Linked DNA regions of Homo sapiens: region 2 is linked to region 1. Evidence: chromatin contacts called from ENCODE Hi-C or POLR2A ChIA-PET data. All regions are on one chromosome and are shown on one strand. The core of a region is the stretch at or near the end of the contact, and the rest is flanking DNA. Distances in the headings are between cores, read along the strand shown.

Region 1 (7,262 bases), core at 1,191-3,690:
TGCATCACATGCAAATATTTTGGGAACCGTATTACTGCCCTACTCTAACGGGGGTTCAGCCACCTCCCTCATCAAATTTTTAAAAAGGTAACCAGTGGTCAAATAAAGGATTTATTTTCTTACTTTCTCTAATTCAAGCTCAAAGATGTTAAATAAGTACACTGAAAACAGAACAGACTAAAACCAAAATGACATGGTTACATCACAGTGTTTATTGTCTGCACCTAAGCAGGCAGAAAGGTGATTCTGCAGGCGTTCCAATAAACTGAGCCTGGACTAATTGCAGTTTTGTCCAACAAACAAATTGTTTTTATTTTAAAATCTACTATAGTTATATTTTACAATGGGCATGCCAATGCAGTAGTAGTCTACTTTATTTCAAAAAAAATTCATGCATTCTTCCACTATGACTAAATGAAAATATCAAGATTTTAAAAAAATACCAAGTCTTGAATGATGTGCAAATAAACTAGTCAGTGTCAATGCACCCTCATCCCTACTCAAAAAGACTTCCTCTTCTTCAACTGCTTTTTCTTCCCAATTCCACAGGTCCCCATCAGCCAGAGCAAGAGCCGTCACACTGAGGAAGTGACTTTCTCAAGACCATGCAAGTGAATCCTGCCCTCCCCACCCGCTACCTAATCACCCATTTCTCCCAGACCTCTGGAAGAGCAGCGTGTAGGTGGTATGTGCCAGGAAGTGAAGGGTTAATGCACAGTTTGGCCTTTTGAAATAAAACCCCCTGAATTCGCTCAAGGACGTCCTTTAAATTCCTTTCCTCCAGCACTTTGCAAGCCCATAAATAGCTCCTCTTCAAATACATACTGAAAGCCCAACCTAATACAAGAGGTAAAACTGTTTCTGGGCTGAAGTGCTTATTGTATTTGCACAGGTCAGAGCTATAGTGTTCACTGTTGTCTCAGTTTAAATCAAAGACAAAGGATTCACATACAGCCATCCCATTCTTGAGATTCCCATAAAATGGGGGCATTTTTCTTCACCCATTGCAGCTGCACGTTAAGTACTAGAGGCTGTCTGTTCTTCAACAAGTACAGATTTGAAATGCTCAAATGCCCTGGTCAGAACAGCAATGGCACATTTAGAGGACACTTGAGCCAGGAATGAGAAAAAGGAAATGTTTCCCGCTCTGTTGACGGAACTTGCCTTAGATCACAGGCAAACAGTGATGGTGGCAGACAACAGTGGAAAGAAATCTTCCCTTAGGTGTCCTCTAAGAAGAGACTACATGTTATTTTTCATATGGACTTAGAACTAGAAGAGCTGTTTACATCTCATCTAATTCAACCCTGTAATTTTACAAATAAGAACATCTAGACCCAGCGTTTCCAAGCAGTTTGCCCTAGGTAGGTAGATACGTAGGAGGTATAGGTCCACTGCCAGGAACCAGGTTGTATTATCTGGATTACCAAGACTTCGTTATAAGCACATGTAGAGACCAATAAACGATTTAGACAATTCATACATAGAAGCTTCTGAATTCCTTCTTAAAATGTCAGGATGGTTATCTGAGGTGATTGGATGAACTGTGAGAAAAACATATTATAGACCCTTCGGACATAGTATATGGTTTTCCAGTAATCCTTGTGCTGTGGCTTGAATGTGTCCCCCAAAAAAACATGTGTTGGAAACATAATCCCCAATGCAATAGTGTTGGGATGTGGGCCCTAATAGGAGATATTTAGGTCATGGTGCCAACTATAGAAGGACTTCGGGCTTCAAGTCTTCAAGTTGTCTCTTTTTCTCTGTCTCTCTCTCTCTCGTGCTCTTTTGTTCTTCCACCATGGGATGACAGAGCAAGAACAGCAAGAAGGCCCTCACCAGGTGCTGTCACCTTGATAGGGGACTTCCCAGCCTCCAGAACTGTAAGAAGTTAACCTCTGTTCTTTATAAATTACCCAGTCTATGGTACTCTATTATAGCAGCACAAAACAGATTAAGACAGCTTGTAACAGTCTCTTCTGTTTTTCTCTACATTCCTAATGAATTTTTTTTAAAGCAAAAGAATGATTTTATGACTTTTTTCCAGTCCTTTATATGAGCATTCTCAGATTCATAGCTTGTTTCTTTTGGGTTCTGTTCACATTAGTAATGCCTCTTGCCTGTGGCATAAAGTAAATCTGGACATAACAAGTCTCCAACGCTAGTGAAAAAGAAACACAACTCTGTAGATTATTGAATTAATTGCTGCCCTGAAGGAAAAAAAAAATCCCCTGATGTCTTGTGGCAGCAGTCGACACAGATGGCCCGCTAAAGACAAAAACTTCTGTGGACTGGGAAGAGTCTCCTTCAGAAACACAGCTTCCATTATTTCAAGAGGGCATTTAAGGACACTTACTCCTGGCTTCTGGACTTTGCCGGGCGGAATTATTGTTTGCCTAGTGGCGCTGTCCACTAGAGGGAGTCAGGGTCCTTCCACGGAACTCTACAGGGAAGAACTTCAAACGAATGCAGCCATCTGAAATACAATGACGGGAGCAAGGAGGGGATAAGGGTGTCACTTCTACCTGGGACACATCTCACTTTGGAGAGCACTTTATTCATGGATGTGTTTCTTCCTTTGACAGATCATCACTGAGGGGAGATACAGTGTATTAGACAATAGGGAACACTACATCAACACTCACAGAAGGGCCAGCCTTACTCTCATTCTGGAATAATGCATGGAAGATAGAAACTAGGAAGCCTGCAAACTCGGTTTACTAGTTGAAAATTGGTCAACTTTCATCTGACTTACCTAAGTGATAACCTAAGCAGGTGTCAACAGCAGTTGCTTGATATCTCTGGCTTCAAACATCCTCAAAAATAGCTAACATTTCAACAAGCAAGCAAAGCAAGAGCCCCTTATCTCTTCAAAAGTATAACTGCTGCCTGTAGCCAATTCCTGCAGTTCAGTGTCAAAGAGACCCTTCTTTTTTCTCTTTTTCTTTAAGAAGAAAAGGATCTCACTATGTTGCCCAGACTGGACTCTGGACTTGAGCTCCTGGACTCACACAATCCTTGAGGCCTAATCTCATTCCCAAGTAGCTGGGACTATAGGCTCAAGCCACTGTACCTAGCCACAAAGAGACATTTCTTGTGGTCTTCAAGAATCCCCTATTATGATAAAATGCCCTAGAGGTCCAGCATGGTGGCTTACACCTGTAGTTCCAGCAATTTGTGAGCCCGAGGTGGGTGGATCACTTGAGCCCAGGAGCTCAAGACAAGCCTGAGCAACATGAAAAAACCCTATCTGTAGAAAAAATACAAAAATTAGCTGGGTGTGTTGGCATGTGCTTGTAGTCACAGCTACTCAGGAGGCTGAGGTGGGAGGACTGCATGAGCCTGGGACGTAGAGGTTGTAGTGAGCTAAGATCACACCACTGTACTCCAGCCTGGGCAACAGAGCAAAACTCTATCTCAATAAAATAAAATAAAATGCCCCAGACATATGGGGGAAAGTATTTGTTATAGTATTATTTACAATAGCAAAATTGGAAAGGTCTATATCAAAGGAATGGTAGAGTAAATTATGATGAAGCCACATAATACAATATGATGAATCCTTTAAAATCATGCTTCAATAATAACTTCAGTGACTTGGGAAATAATTATAAATTAGTGTCAAGTGAAAAATAGCATATTAAAGAACTGATGTACAAAATGATCTCAATTATTGTAATTTTTTTAAAGCAAAGGTACCAAAAGTCTAAGACAAATATCTCTGAAAGGTAGGATTACAGATGAATTTACATCATGCCTCCAATGTTTTTGTATTTAAAAACACTATTAAAATAAATGTTTTTAAAATTTATAACTGGAAAGAAGTAATTTTGGATTTATATACCAATACTCCTGAAAAAATGGCAACAGACTTTTTTTGGTTCTCTATAAATTTTGCTAGTGAGCTACAGGATTATACCAACTGCATTGTTAACAGTCATTCTGGAACTCACCTAGAGATAGGCTGTACAGAAAGGGAAAAACTGCAGGTTACCAGGATCTGGAATAAGTTGAATCAGAAAGGAAAGGTTATAAAAATTTGGGGAAGGGAGATGGGATTCATCAATAGGCAGATGTGTGTAAAGAAATTAAGTAAATCAAGATTACAACAAATGGGCATAAAACCACTTGGACATAGGGAAAGTTGTAGAGGTGAAGACAGAGTGCTCTGTCTTAAGTAAATGTCAGGAGGGCCCACAGCTGAGTAAGAGCTTAGTGCCGTGGAGAAATCCTGAAACCATTCCCGCTGTCATCCTCACATTGCCCTGAAGACACAACCCACACTGTGCACCGTGGGGGGAAATGGAAACCATGAAATTGACCACATCAGCCACGTAGACTAATCGCTAGACTTTGAACTTGTAAATGTTCCTATGATGCTCTCCAACTTTCTTATCTTTTTGTCATGGACCTTGTTTGCCTGCCTAGACTTAAAAATTGTAAATGATTAACTGGTGGAAATGAAATTCCTAGTCCTTTTGGTGGTTTCCCCAAACAGATACTTTCCCTTAACAGCCAATAGTGGGTTTTTGTGTGTGGTTTTTTTGTTTGTTTGTTTGTTTGTTTGTTTGAGAAACTTATCTTCCAAATTGCTAAAATTGGTCCTTTTGGAAAAAGTATATATATTTATTTAGCTCAAGGAATTGTTGTTATTGCTTCAGGGCAACACAGAACGGCATAGTCACAGTTCCTCAGTGCAATTACCACAGTCTTATTTGGAGCCTGATTTAGCAACCAGCGTGGGAGCCAAGGCAAACAGAAAACCATGAGAAGATGCTTCCCCTTGGGGAAGAAAAAAAGGACACATTTTAGACATTATGAGAGGGAAAGAGACACTGTCCTTCATATGCCTGGAAACCCTGGAGAACTGGAGCTATCACAATCATAGTGCACCAAGTGGGAACTGTCTGTATGACAGATTCTCCGAGGAGATAGCACAATGTTTTTGTAAATGTATGACAAGAAGCAGCAGCCCAAATAGAAGGGACATGTTGAACATCCCTAATCTGAAAGTCCAAAATCTGAACTGCTCTAAAATTTGAAACTTTTTGAGCACCAATGTGACTCTACAAGTGGAAAATTATGCACCTGACATCATGTGATGAATTCTAGTCAAAACTCAGTCAGTACTTTGTTTCATGCACAAATTGTTTAAAATATTGTATAAAACTACCTCCAGGTTATGATATAAGGTGAATATAAAACATAAATAAATGTTGTGTTTAGATTTGGGTCCCACCCTATTCCAAAATTTAAAAAAATCCAAAATCTGAAACACTTCAGCATTTCAAATAAGGGATTCTCAACCTGTGTTAAGCCATTTACTATGTCTCAATTAGATTAGCCAAAACAGCCTCTTTGAAGCCACTGTTTAGAATATTACACCTTCCATAACTTGGAATTATTTGAATTCCAAGCCTTTAAATGTTGGGTTTTTTAAAATTAAGTACTTAATTAAGTACTTTGAATTAAGTACTGTAAGTACTTAATTTTTTACTTAAGTACTATACTATAATATACTTAATTCAAAAAAATTAAGTACTATAAGTACTTTGAATTAAGTATTAGAGCATAGAAAAACTTTCAACCATGCCCACTGTCTTAGCTCAGATTTCCTAGAAGCAGATCCTAAAATGAGGATCTTATTCAGTGACTTATTGGCTTGTACCCTCAGAAAAGGCCGGGCACAGTGGCTCACGCCTATAATCCCAATGGTTTGGGAGGCCAAGGTGGGCAGATCACTTGAAATCAGGACCTGAGACCAGCCTGGCCAACATGGTGAGACCCCATCTCTACTAAAAATACAAAAATTAGCCAGGCGTGCTGGCACACGCCTGTAATCCCAGCTACTCGTGAGGCTGAAGTAGGAGATTCACTTGAACCCAGGAAGCAGAGGTTTTAGTGAACCGAGATCGCACCACTGCACTCCAGTCTGTGCGACAGAGCAAGACTACATCTCAAAAAAGAAAGAAAGAAAGGAGAATAAGAGAAAAGGGGAGGTTTGGGGTTGGGGAAGCTAAGCGAGAATGTAGTCTCCGATGGAGACCGCATGGGGACACCCTGGAGTACATTGCACCAGAGCTGCATCCTACCTTGAGGTGAAGGGGCTGGTTTGAGCTTGTCCAACGTCCGCCAAGGCCTGTTAGGGTGGGTGGGTGGGTTATGCAAGGCTCCTAGGTCTGACAGGGGGAATGGGGGATTCTTTAGAATGGAGGCAGCTGTGAGTTGTTAGAAGATACAGGCTGATGAGCTGGCACGTGGAGAGAATGTAATTGGGGCAGCAACGGCCTCTACTCTATCAAGCAGCCATAACTACAAAAGCATCAGGCTGTAAACCAAAAAGTGTCTGAGACAGGTCTCAATCAGTTTACAAGTTTATTTTGCCAAAGTTAAGGATGCACTGGGGAGACAGGTCTGTCCCTTTCTCCAAAGATGATGTTGAGGGTTTTAGTTTTAAAGGGGAAAAGCAGGCTAGAGGAAAAGCGGGAGGCCGTGGTAATCTACAGGTTGCAAGAGAAAAGGAGCAGGTAGGGGAAGAGGCAGTGACACATGCTCCTGAGCTCAGTAAATCGGCACTTCTCACAAGATAAAATGAACATAGAGTTGCTCCCTGTGGAGATAGTTAACCTTTTATCTGTAGCTGTCTACTTAGGAACAAAAGGGAAAGTATCTTCTTGCATGATTCAGCTTTCAGCTTACTTTTTTTTCTTTTGGGAGCATGAATTGGGGTCCTGGGTTTTTATTTTTCTTTTATAAGGCTGTGCCCTGATAGTAGCTTGGCAGAGCAGCGGCTGAAGACGATAGGAAGCTACTGTAGACATTCGCTAAAACCCATTCCTATCTTACCAGAAAGTCCTTCCTGTCCTGGCAGTTTAGAAAATGAAGTTAAAGCCACAGTAAGATTCTCAGGGAGCGTGAGTCAGACAGCGGTAGAGAGGTGCTTGCTAGGCTCTTCCAAGCTTGGTAACATCAAACAAGTTACTCACTTTCTCTTAACCTCGATTTCTCATTTATAAATTAATAAATATAAATACCTGTATTAGTAGAGATAATAACACTACCTTAGTATGTGGTAAGTATTAAGCAAGACCTTATATGTTAACGAGCTTAGCCCAGTACCTAGCACATAGTAAAGGCTCTATAATTAGGAGTTATTATTAATTTGGAAAGCAACATTTCCAATAATATTGGAATTATTGATTGATAATTGACCCAGGCCGGGTGTGGTAGCATGCGCCTGTAATCCCAGCTACTCAGGAGGC
Region 2 (7,262 bases), core at 2,153-4,652, 370 kb after region 1:
GAACAACTTTTGTTTTTACCCATATTTCATCAGTTTCCATACCATCTACATTACATTATTACCAAACACAAAACAGACATAAAGAGATATGTGCAAAAATAAAACTGACTTATGTTAAGCTTGAATGTCACTTGTTGGGAGCAGAATTGAGTGTCTAGATTATCTTCCCAGTTGTAAGAGTTGAGCTTGCAGTACGGTTGGATTCAGTTTGCAGGTATTTTGTTGAGGACTTCTGTGTCTGTGTGCGTCAGGGATATTGGTCTGTAGGGTTTTGTTGTTGTTGTTGTTGTTGTTGTGTCCTTGTCTGGATTGTTTTTTTTTTTTTTTTAAGAGAAGGTTTTGCTCTGTCACCCAGCCTGCAGTGCAGTGACATGAACATGGCTTACTGTAGCCTCGACCTGCTGGCCTCAAGCAGTCTTTCTGTCCAGTCTCCTGAGTAGCTGGGACTACAGGCATGCACCATCACACCTGGCTAATTTTTAAATTTTTTTTGTAGAGATGAGGTCTCACTGTTTTGCCTGAGCTGGTCTTGAACTCCTGAGCTCAAGCTGTCCTGTCGTCTCAGCCTCCCAAAGTGCGGGGATTACAGGCATGAGACGCAGTGCCCGCCCCCTTTTCCAGTTTTGGTATCAGGGTGATACTGGCCTCATAGAATGAGTTAGGGAGAATTCCTTATTCCTTGATTTCTTAGAACAGTTTCAGGAGGATTGGTATTAGTTCTTTTTAGTTCTTTGTATGTTTGATAGAATTTGGCTGTGAATCCATCTAGTCCTGAGCTTTCTTTGTTGGGAGATTTTTTTAAATTACTGATTGAGCCTTGCTACTTGTTATTGATGTGTTCAGGTTTTCTATTTCTTCTTGGTTCAACCTTGAGTGGTTGTATGTTTCTAGGAATTTATCCATTTCCTCTAGGTTTTCTAGTTTGTGAGCATAATTGCTGTTCATAATAGTTTTTGATGATCGTTTGTATTTCTGTGGTATCAGTTGTAACGTCTCCTTTTTCATATCTGATTTTTTTATTTGGGTCTTCTCTCTTTTCTTTGTTACAACCTCTATGGAAAACTGTGTGGAGATTTCTTAAAGAAGTAAAAATGGAACTACCATTTGACCTAGGAATCTACTCAAAGGAAAAGAAATCCACTTATCAAAAAGATATCTGCTCTTGTATGTTTGTTGCAGCACTATTCACAGTAGCAAAGATATGGAATCAACCTAAGTGTCCATCAGTGGAGGAATAGACAAAGACAATGTGGTATATTTGGAATGGAAGACTATTCATGGAATACTATTCAGCCATAAGAAAGAATGAAATTATATCTTTTGCAGCAATGTGGATGGAACTGGAGGACATTATCTTAAGTGAAACAAACCAAGCACAGAAAGTTGAATATTGCATGTTCTCGCTCATAAGTGGGTGCTAAAAATTTGTACACATGGGTGTAGAGAGTGGAAGGATAGACAATGGAGACTCAGAAGGGTGACAGAGTGGGAGCAGGTGAATGACGATAAATTAGTTAATGGGTACAGTGTGTGTTATTTGGGTGATAAATATACGAAAAGCCAACTTGACCACTACACTATCTATGCAGATAACAAAATTGCATATGATACCCCATAAATTTGTACAAATAATAATAATAGAGTTGAGCCATGGGATCAGCCAGTATTCAAGAATTAGCCAGGAAATCAAGAATTTTGGTTGGTCTAGCAAGTCAGTTAGGCAGAGTTCAATTAAGCCAGCATCTATGGTAATTATAGTTTTGGGAGTTGATGAGGTCATTGAGGGAGGGAAGAGGGTCAAAGTCCAGAATCTGAGGAACACCACCAATTAAGGGACGGACAGAGGCCGACAAACCAGCCACCAAGGCGAACTAGTTAGAAACAAGCTTTTCAGTAGCCTCAGTTTTCAGATTTTGAGGACTTTGAATTTGATCTTTATATTTAGCCTTTGGCAAGCTTCCAGCAGCAGCATTGTTTAACCTAGCTTCTCTCAAATTTATTTTGCTATTGAAGACTTTTTTTTACTTAACTGTAGTTTATATTCTGCATCCTATAAAACAAGTAGGAACATACTTGGGAAACACTGCTGTATACAGGCAGAAAGGAGCAACAGAAGGAATTTATAGAGTAGTCATATGATTAGCTTTTAGTTTAAAAGGTGCTTTTGTTAGTCCTGAACAGACAAGATTCCAGAGAGGGGTGACAGGATGTTTGGGAGACCAACTAGATGCCCTGTGATAATCCAGGAGAAAGTTGATGGGGGTCTGAATTTAGGCAGTGCCGGTGGAGTGGAAAAAGGACAGTTCATTATATGTTTTGGGAGAAGTGACATGATTTGGTAGCTAGATATGAGAGGTAAGGAAGGAGGAGTCTAAGATGACTCTGGTTTCTGTTTGGGTGACTAGGGGGATGAGTTGTACAGCCACTATGCAGATTAGGGAATAGAGGAGGTCGTGCAAGTTTGGAGGGAAGGTGATGAATTCAGTTTTGGACATGTAGTATGTAGGTGTATGTGCTTAGCAAGTGTTTAGTCACGCAGATTTGGAGCTTGGGAGAAAGGGTGGTGTTGAAGAGGGCTTTAGAAATAATTCATAGTTAAAATCACAGGTTGAGGTGACTTCACCTATGGAAGTGTAAGAAATTAGAGGGAGGTCAAGGATAGAATTCTGATTTAGACAGAAAGGGGTGATCATCTTGAAACTATTAATCATTTATTAGATATCTGTTAGACACTGTTTTAAGCATGTTACAGATGTTATTTCAGATTAAACCTCGTGAAGGTATGTCTCCATCTTACAAATGAATGATTTGAAGCTTAAAGGATAAGTCTTTAGCCTCCTTGGTCATACATCTGTCTTATTAAGATCTAGGCTTTTCTCACATTGCTACATTGCCTTTTGCAAAGAAGTAATAGTTAAAGAAGTAGTAAGAGAACAAAGAGACTGGAACTGTGGTACCCAGGATGAGAGCCATTGAAGGAGTTGTTAGCTCTGTGTGGCGCTACTGAGAGGTTAAGAAAGGACGGAGTACCCTTTGGTACCCTTGGGATCAAGTCAGTGTGAGCGTCATTGATGATGGCACAGCCTTGTGTTGGAATTTGTTTGCTGTGGACCGGAGCCAGCATAGTTGATTGATTTATATACCACCTCCCCAGGTTGTGTTTTCATTGAATGACTAAAGATGCCCAGAAAAGAAGGAAAAAGCAATAACCTTTTACAAATTAAATAATGTTAAATACTCAGTAAGAATTTTATGAAAACTTTCCTTCATGATCTAATAATTTAAATGTACTGGTGGGAACTACATTTGGGAAGATGATGTCGTTCTGCCAGTTAGCTATTGCTGCTTAGACAGGAAAGGGAGGGGAAGATCTTATTTGTGGACCACATCACTGCAGAGCTCTCGTAACCCCGCTGCTCTGCTGACAGAAGCTGAGTCAGAGAAGAGATGCAGACTGTGCTATAGGCAGTCATGGCCCAGTTCAGGATTTTAGACTGCATGATCAACCACAATTGGAGTTTGTTGTGCAATCTGTATTGTGCATGGAGTGGTCAGGTTTGTTTCATAAGTGTGTATGTATATATTTGCTTTTTAATTCAAAACTGCTATGATGTATAAAGCAAAAGTAAATCAGGATATAAAAACACTGTCTTCTTGTAAGAGTAGGAAAGTAATCTTTTAGAATTTTTTTTTTGTCAAAATACCTGTTTAATGTGATAAATCTAATGATCTGAATTACTTTAAAAGAATTAAGTTAATTCTTAAGTAGCACAGATGAGACTATTTGCAGAGCTTTAAGTGGTGGAGGAGGGGAAGTTAGAATGAATTACTTAAAAGTGGCCAACAATTAAAGCAATATAATTGTAACATAAATGTTACATATTTTTGAAGGCATCTGACATTGTATTTATTAGAAAGTAGGCAAGATTTTGGAGTGAGTTGCTTTTTAGCTAGTTTTTCAGTTTTAGTGAAATATGGTTCTTGAGTTCTTTCACAGTGGGATTAAATGGAAGTACTTTTTAAAACTTTTTTGATTACTAGTCTGTTTAGAAAATGGTTATTTTGCAATAGAGAAAATCTGCTAGGTTAGCTATTGTCTGCTTTTGAGTGTTCTTCCCTAAGAAGCAAAAGCTCTTATTTTTCCCTTTATCCCTCGATCAACATTGTTATTATCAGACCTTTGTTGTTAATCGTAGATAATATTGTACAAATTCAGCATAATGGCTTCTTTTACAGAATAGAAAGCAACGTGAATGATAGCTTTTGTTCCAGTTATCAGTGAATCTTTAAAAACTATGAATTATTTACCTCGTAGGTTATTCATCACTTTGTGGGTATTTGTCTTCCTTACTAAAAACAAGTTATTTAATATTGTTTGAAATTTAAAAGGAAAACAGTTGAAAATGTAATTGAAAGCAATGAATGATAAATAAAGCACACTGACCATGCTTGCCCCAGCCCCAACCATTTCTCAGTTCTTCCATAACTGTGATGTGAGCTTCTTCGTTTATGATATGGAATTAGTTCCCAGTGGTACTTTGGGGTGTCCAATACTTTTCTTTATGTACTGTTTTCTCTATTCTGGAATGGTGAAAAAATATTTTCATAGTTTAGGCTGGGCATAATAGACTAATGTATCAGAGAAATCAGAGATGGAGAAGGTCATTTAGTCTCTGTTTGTTTCACCGTAAGATTGATCCCTCAATGCACTTTCTAGTCTGTGCCTAATGGATTTACATTACCGTAAAAAATATGGATTTTGAATGGCTGCTAAGAGGATAAAAGAAGATAGATACTGGAATTATCTTAACATGTAAAATTCATAATACCAGGAGCCTAACGAAGCTGAAACTTAAAATTTTTTAGCGTTTAGTGACTAGTTTACAGCAATTACTAAACTCATTAGTTAGTCTCATCATCAGAAAACTTTCTAGTTTGAGGTCTGAGACCTTTTTAAGACGTCTTCATTCTGGGTAATCCCAAAGGAATTTAATTTGAGTTGCAATAGAATCTAGGGGTGCATTGATCCAGTAAGCCAGCGATATCAAAAGTGCTTTTTTGGATGTGCCTTGGCCTGGGGTTTTTTGCTAGGATTGTTGTTGCTACCATCCTTGTGGTTTAGGTCTGATAATCAGCCATTTAGTTGCCAATGTCTCTGAGAAGAAGAGTTTTTAGGCCAGGCATAATGGCTCATGCCTGTAATACCAGCACCTTGGGAGGATCACTTGAGCCCAGGAGTTCGAGAGCAGCCTGGCCAACATGGAGAAACCCTATCTCTACCAAAAATAGAAAAATTACCACCAGACGCGGTGGCTCACACCTGTAATCCTAGCACTTTGGGAGGCCAAGGTGGGCAGATTGCCTGATCTCAGGAGTTCGAGACCAGCCTGGGCAACATGGCAAAACCCTGTCTCTACTAAAAATACAAAAAAAATTAGCCAGGCGTGGTGGCATGTGCCTAATAATCCCAGCTGCTTGGGAGGCTGAGGCATGAGAATCGCTTGAACCTGGGAGGCGGAGGTTGCAGTGAGCCGAGATTGTGCCACTGTACTCTGGCCTGGCAGTGGAGCGAGACTCTGTCTCAAAAAAGAAAAAAAAAAATAGAAAAATAAGTCAGGCATGGTGGTGTGCACCTATAGTCCCAGCTACTCGGGAGGCTGAGGTGGGAGGATCACCTGAGCGTGGGATGTGGAGGTTGCAGTGAGCTGAGAATGGGCCACTGCACTGCAGCCTGGGCCACAGAGTGAGACCCTGTCTCAAAAAAAAAAAAAAAAAAAGAAAAGAAAAAATGTAGAACTTAGCATAAAGTAAAAATGGCATATGACATCTCCTGTGGCTTCTGTGTCACCACTTAAAGTATTTGGTGGAGGTCACAAAATCAGTACTTTGGGAGCCAGGCAGTTGAAGAGTAAAGAAAGTGAGTGGATCACAGTCAGGGGTTAGACAATAGAGGCTGGTGGAGACCATGGATAACTAGAGATTTGGCTTTAGGAGATTGTTGTCATGTTGTACCCACTGTTGTCAGATCATTTAGATTTCAAGAGAAGCTGAAAATTTGAATTTTCATGTTAACGTGTCCTAATTTTTAAATGTTGATGACTAATTCAAGGTTTTCAAAATAGTGAGATCTAAGCAAAATACATCTGCTGACCAGATGTGGCTCTAGGCTTTTAGTGTGTAACCTCTTGTTTATAGGAATACTTAGGACAGCACTTGGTTTCTTTGAGTTTCACCGTTGAAGCTAAGCAGTAATCAAGGATGCTGCCGGATACCCTTGGAAAGCTTATGGTATAGGTCGGAAAGAAGTATGGGTGAGAGAAAACAAGTCGCAGAAAAGGCAGGATGGGAAGGAAGGAGAACAACTGAAGGAGACAGACAAAAGAAATGATACCATGGGAAGTGGGAGAGTGGCCATCATGTTTCTCAGGTTGCATACTGAGAATTCTGCAAGGTAACATTACTTATTAAATATTACCACTGTTGTATGGAGGCAGTATAGTGTTATAGTTGAAAGTGCAGAGTTTAGTGCCCAAGAACTGAATTCAAGGCCTGGAGTTGTTCCTGGCTCTGTGGCAGTGGTATGGCTTGAGTGTTACTTGCCTTCTCCTCTCTGACAGTACCAACATCAGGGATTGTTGTGAAGTTTAAAATGAGATAACCTGGATATAGCATTTAACATAGTGCTGGCGTGTTGAGTGCTTAATACATGCTTACAATTATTATTAGCGTATTCTAAGTTGGTATAGGTGATGTTATATGAGATTTACATTAAAAGTAAAGAGATGGTAGTAAAAAATCCATTAATTTAATTTTAAAAATTACAAATGCATGGTCACTTGTAAAAACTGGAAAATTAAAATTGGTTTACTTAATTAAATCCTTCAAATTCAACTCCTGTTAATATATTGATACTGCCATTTTTTTTCACCCAGTGTGTCTAGTTTGTGTGTGGGTTTTACAAGTTGGAATATTATGTACACTTTTCCATTTTAGGACATCATTTTCAATGCCTATATAATATAGAGTGTAAAGTACAGTGTATAATATTATACACTATAATATAAACTATGTATTATGTGTGTGTGTATATATATTGAAACCATTTATCTGTTGAACATTTAAATTGCTTCCAGTGTTCTGCTCTTATAATGTGTGGTGAATATCTTTGTGTTTTAAACTGTTTCCTGTTCAGGATTATTTTCATAGGATACAGTCTTAGAGGTGAAATTACTGGGTCATAGTGACACTATTTTTAGGATATA

The links. Hi-C counts contacts between places; a loop is a spot of excess contacts on that map. ChIA-PET counts read pairs that join two places held with the same protein, here RNA polymerase II (POLR2A). Pooled maps may share reads with other maps.
Region 2: a map of naive thymus-derived CD4-positive, alpha-beta T cell shows a loop between it and region 1 (2.7-fold over the local background). The contact joins two enhancer-like sites. A Hi-C loop is called at or near these places in 2 of 168 maps with a recorded cell type or tissue (Calu3 and naive thymus-derived CD4-positive, alpha-beta T cell) and 6 of 50 pooled maps. POLR2A ChIA-PET finds 5 or more read pairs at or near these places in 2 of 52 experiments (AG04450 and RWPE1).

The regions. Positions count from the first base shown.
Region 1 is chr10:25,076,314-25,083,575 of GRCh38, reverse strand. No RefSeq gene overlaps it. Among named protein-coding and RNA genes, the nearest start is that of LINC01516, 33 kb to the left of the region's middle. Within about 2 kb of position 2,440, at least 5 of the 41 ENCODE cell types and tissues checked have a DNase peak (open chromatin) inside an H3K27ac peak, as active enhancers do.
Region 2 is chr10:24,702,805-24,710,066 of GRCh38, reverse strand. The region is part of intron 2 of ARHGAP21 (Rho GTPase activating protein 21); the gene reads left to right. Among named protein-coding and RNA genes, the nearest start is that of ARHGAP21, 17 kb to the left of the region's middle. Within about 2 kb of position 3,402, at least 3 of the 41 ENCODE cell types and tissues checked have a DNase peak (open chromatin) inside an H3K27ac peak, as active enhancers do.